Linked DNA regions of Homo sapiens: region 2 is linked to region 1. Evidence: chromatin loops called from intact Hi-C (ENCODE). Cell type or tissue: gastrocnemius medialis. All regions are shown on one strand. Region 1 holds the start of LOC105370998 (a long non-coding RNA gene). Region 2 overlaps NR2F2-AS1 (NR2F2 antisense RNA 1).

What was found. Peaks named below come from ENCODE experiments on the same cell type or tissue, not always from the same donor. Only the 100,000 strongest peaks of a DNase experiment are listed, where the experiment ranks them.
Region 2: it touches region 1 in a loop (4-fold over the local background); 3 of 110 quality-filtered maps call a loop at or near these places.

What each region holds. Positions count from the first base shown.
Region 1 is chr15:96,052,026-96,054,525 of GRCh38, reverse strand. The region is part of intron 1 of LOC112268156 (a long non-coding RNA gene); the gene reads right to left. LOC105370998 (a long non-coding RNA gene) reads left to right here and starts at 1,150. Exons shown (of 4, transcript XR_001751688.2): 1 at 1,150-2,272. In gastrocnemius medialis, no CTCF peak of the experiment used is centred here; DNase peaks (open chromatin) are centred at 605, 995 and 1,455; H3K4me3 peaks cover 1,297 bases; H3K27ac peaks cover 2,405 bases.
Region 2 is chr15:96,284,415-96,286,914 of GRCh38, reverse strand. The region is part of intron 2 of NR2F2-AS1 (NR2F2 antisense RNA 1); the gene reads left to right. Among named protein-coding and RNA genes, the nearest start is that of NR2F2-AS1, 41 kb to the left of the region's middle. In gastrocnemius medialis, no CTCF peak of the experiment used is centred here; a DNase peak (open chromatin) is centred at 994; H3K4me3 peaks cover 1,189 bases; H3K27ac peaks cover 1,741 bases.

The DNA of each region.
Region 1 (2,500 bases):
GGAACTGCTTTCTCAGCTGCACATTCAAAGTTTTAGCCTGGGTGCCCGGCAAGGTCCCCCAAAACCTGAGAATTTCATGAGGGAGAGTGTTCCAAGTGTTCAAAGTGATTTTCATGTGGTTAACGCTAAGGATACATTGGCCCTCAAAGAACCTTCATTCTGTAACCTTGTCCCTAACATACTTAGTTACCTCTGTAAGACTTGTTTGGGGTGGGGCCGGGGGAGGGCAGGGAAGTGTCAGGGTTTTTAAAACAAAAGGAAGAGTTCTCCTCCGGCCTCCTGCAGACCTCCTCACCTTGCAGACCAGCTGCCTTTTCTGCCCCCCACCGCCAACCCTGAGTTTCCACTCCTGGAATAGGCATCAGCTCTGCAGAGTTTTTATGCTGTGAACTCAAAATTTCCGGGGCAAAAATCTCTGCACCCAGGATTTGCCCCTTCTGAACAGTTTCACCCATTCTTAAAGGAAGGGAAGTTAAAAAGAGTGGGGTCGAGGCCCGGAGTATTTAAACAGAGGCCTCTTTATCTTCTTCTCCCCTACTACCGCAGGGCAGCCTCCGAAAGTTATCAGAGTGTCATTAACAGGGACAGCTGCTGGTAAACAAGGAGGATGTCGACACCAGCGCCTCCGTCAACAGGAATTTCACTTTAATCTGTCCCTTACTTAAAGAAACACTCCTCTCATTCTCTCTCTCTCCCTCCCTCCACGGTGCATCATTTATTTATCTCCGTCAACTTCCAGATAGAAGACTGGCCTTAACTCCAGAAAGCCCACTGGGATAGAAAATTAATAAGGTGCTAGGGACATCCACCTTAGGTCAATTCGAGGGGACGCGGAGAGAAAGGGAACTCGCTGTGGAGTTCCCTGCTTAGCTGGAAACCGATCCTACATATTTATAAAGGTGAAACTGGAGGGCTGCCAAGCGCCTGCATTTAAGTGATTAACAAACGTTTCTCTTTAAGTGGACACCTCTTGTTCTAAATATATTTGACAAGAATGCAAAGAGTCATCTGGAGGGCAGAGAGGGCGAGCCCGGGCCTCCTCTCGCGAGGCGGACAGGCTGGCAGGCCCGGCTCCCTGCTCGGTGCCAGCCCGGTTCACCGTCGCCGGTGGGCAGGCTGCCAGCGCCAGCGGCTCCCCGCTGTTTAACGACAATGGATTTACTGCTTCTCTGCATATTGGTGTTATTTTGTATAAACAAGGTTAACACTCCTTTTAAATTAAATGCACCACCTGGTGACTGAGTGGGTGACCTTGCCAGCTTTCTTCACCTGGCTCGGGGAAGCCCAGGCTTTCGCTCCGATTTCAACCTGTGGCTCTCCTTGGAATCTCTTTTGCTTCTCACTTAAACAGAGCTCCTGGAGGAGGTTGGCCGGTGACTTGCCCTCTGACCCCGCCGTGGGGGACGAGACCCGATGGAGGTACTAGGGGCCCCTGCGGCTGAGCCCGTGTCCAGGCACCTTCCACGTGGCGCAGGGCGGATCAAGGCTTGCCCGGGGCCAGCGCGGGGCTGCCGCCAGCACGAGAGCCTCGGGGACCGCCCTCCTCCGGCAGCCGGTGTCAGCGGAGAGTGACAGACGGTCTGGTGGGCCCTGCCAAGGCAGCCCCTAAATAGAGATCTCCAGAGGGGGCAACACCATAAAAAAGGTTCTTTGTGTTTCACTCTAGCGTGGTATTGCTCTAATATAGAGCTCGGCACTTTCCCCAACCTCTAGGAATTCGAACACCTGGAAAAATTCTCCTGGCTTTACATTGGAGGAAATTTAATGGTGTAAACCAACTCTGCAGGGGGGCCCCCTTTGATTTGAGAAAGCAGTGATCTGCGGTGCAGTGCTGAGCCGAAGGGGCTTGGAAACGACTTTGCCTGAGAATGTCCATTCCTCAAACACTTTAAGGATGGCTTCGAGTTGTTTAGAAAAATTTAGGCAGACAGCACCGTCTTGGAAGCATCTAGAAACTTCGAGAGAAATAAACTTCAGTTACTCGTTTAATTACAGGCATCAGCTTGCCAGTTCCCTGCTAACTGTCCATTTCCGAATAGGGCAGAATTTTTCAGGGGTCTTTGCTGTGCTACTACAGCTTTATGAATTGTAGACCGGTTTGTCAGCCTTATTTTAGCTCGGCAAATAAGGAAATCATACCTGGGAAAGTGAAGTGACTTCCCCAAGGTCACCTGACCCAGAAGCCAAGACTCCAGGCTTGTAAGTTCCATGATGTTGATGCCCTTATTGTTTCCCTGTGGAGTCCTGCTACCCAGAAAGTAAGCTGTGAGCTGTAAGTATAGAGAGTTTTACTCTTAGCAGCATAGAAATAGCTGGGTCAATAGCTTCTGCTTAAATAGTTTCTTAGTAGCTCAAATTGGGATAATAGAAATGTCTCTTTAAATAGGCAAAGTCATTCCAGTAAGTGATATAATTTTACTTGCTAGAATCCTAATAATTTTATTAAAAATAAGATATGGAATGTGGATTTATTAATACCTTTCAATATTTGAGGTAAAAT
Region 2 (2,500 bases), 230 kb before region 1:
AGCTGTTCCCAGTGTCAGGCTCTGCTCTTTCATTTTTCCCTCGTTCCCTTCCTCATGTTCTGCTTCCTTCCATTCCCTAGTTTATCCCTGCCCCTGCCTAAAGCCCACCAGGGCATCCATGGGACTTAGCTTTCTGTCCCGGAGGTGGCTCAAGCAGGGTGGACATACCTTTCTGAAATTCTTATCTATGTCTTAGGAACTTTTACAGTGGAGCTGTTGTGTATTGATGCAGCGGACTGGATGTGGCTTTCGAATAGTGATTGTCTGCTTTTATTTTGTTTACTGCTTAATCTGCTGGGGTCAAGTTACCGAAACTTCTACGTATAAAGACAGTCCTTGCCTGAATTTCCGAGGGAATCTTGCCCCAGAAATCAAGCCTTTGGTTGCAACGGGCTGCCTGGCTGCCTTCGGCTTCCCTCTGTGTTCCAGCCTGACTGGCATATGCATACACTGTTTCCTCATGTTGCCTCTTGTTATTCTTTTTAATTGTCCCTTAATGTACGTTTTTTTTTTCGTTTAGGCAATTTGAAATAGAGCATGTGCAGCTCTGCATAATAATATATGATAGGAAACATTTCAAGGAATAAATTATTAGAATTGTTTACATGCATGGTTCAAATTTACTGGCAAATTGCTTAGGCCTCAGTTTTATGATGTAGCTGCCAGCTAGGCTCCTTCAGGGTGAAACTCTGAAATAGGAGAAGCTGCCCAGCGCTGTCCCTTCCCAGCACTTCCTCTCCTTGTTCCTGCCCTTTCAACACCTCCCTCCTTTCCCGCCCCCAAATAACTCTGTGGAGCTGCCAGGCCTTTTGCACCTTAATGTGAAGACATTTCGTGGGTCCTCCCCGGACCCGCCCCCAGCAAAGGTGAGGTGCGCAAAGGAATAAATCTCCAATGGTGTAATTTTAGACACTGTGGCAACTGGGCAGCGCGGCTATTTTTGGCCATGGGGCTTTCTCCTTGACCTGAGATGATATTGCCTGGCTGCTGCCAGTGCACCCGGCCAACCCTGCACGCGGTCCTTTTCGCAACGTGTTTGCCATTCCTGGGGGCTGGCTTCTTCCTCTTTCTGTCAAGCAGCTCTGTGCTCATGCACGATGCTGTGTGTTTGAGCAAGGGTGTGAAGCGGTCGACGCGTGCCCACCTAGGCTTGCCCCAGGGTGACACTCTCAGGCAGTGGTCAGGCCACCTCTGAGGGGCAACGCAGATGGAACAGACGTCCTTTCACATTGGGGGTGGGGGAAGATTTCCGGTCCAGTTTCTGGGTCTCCCTCAGCCTCCATACTTGATCAGCTGCTCAGCGACCATTCTATGAGTCACTCCTTCTCTGGGTAAGGCGAGCCAGGCAGCCTCCAGGCCACAGGGTTCATGCATTCCCGCCCACACTGCTTCATTTGAAGCCGCATCCTCACAGAGATTCTTCTGACCACCCGGCTTGCTGTCTTCCCACTCAAGCTCCTCATGCAGCTGCTGTCTACAGACCCCCTGGACTGCCTGGGGAAGTGAGTCGGAGCTCCTGCAGCAGAGGGGTGGAACAGCTACACGAAGATCCGAAGGTGGCCAAAAATAACAGCGCTTTCCAGATGAGGGTAATGTTATAGCCAAGATCATCGCTGGGGTAGGGTGTCTTGTTCTTTGTTTTACAACCTAAAAAGTACACAGAAGACTCAAAGATCATTCAGGAAGGAGGAATCAAGTCAGTACAGAACAGAGAAATGGGAGCAGTTAAAAACAAAGGAATTGAGTTTCTTTATGCCAAAAGAGAGAAAACAGAGGCCTTTTATAGATAGAGAGAGAGCCCTGGCTATCTGGATGGAAGATCTGTTTTCTCCAGCTTCCATGGCCGCAAAAGAAGGGGAGAATTCTGAATTTGCAGAGAGAGAGAGAGAGAAAAAGTGAGAGAGAGAGAGAGAGAGAGAGAGAAAGGATATAAGGAGAGACTGACCAAGGAACAAAAGAGCAAGGAGTTAGACAAAAAGGGAGAAAAAGATCAAGAGACAATGTTGCCGTCTCTTATCTGCTATTGGATGAAATTTAATAGAAACGTATTGAGAACCAACTATATCTAATCCAGTTATCTATTTCTGCATGACAAATCGCCCTGAAATTTATTAACTTAAAATCACAAAAATCAAGTTATGATGATCTGTCATTGTTTTGAGTGTTGACTGGGATCAGCTGGGTGGTTCCCACACAGTCTTTCTTGAGGATAAAGATGAGGTCTGGCGGAGGCCAAGGCTGGAGTCATCACTGAGGCTGCCTCACTCTCATGTCTGCTGGTTGATGTTGGCCATGGCTGCGACCTCAGCTGGGGCTGTCAACTGGAACCCCTGCATGGGGTCACTCCATGTAATCTGAACTTCCTCACGGCATCTCATCCTTGCACTTCTCACATGGCCACTCAGGACTCCAAAGATGAGTGTCCCAAGAGAGTAAGGTTGAGGCTGAATGATTCTTTATTTTATTTTATTTTTTTTCTTGAGATGGAGTCTCACTCTGT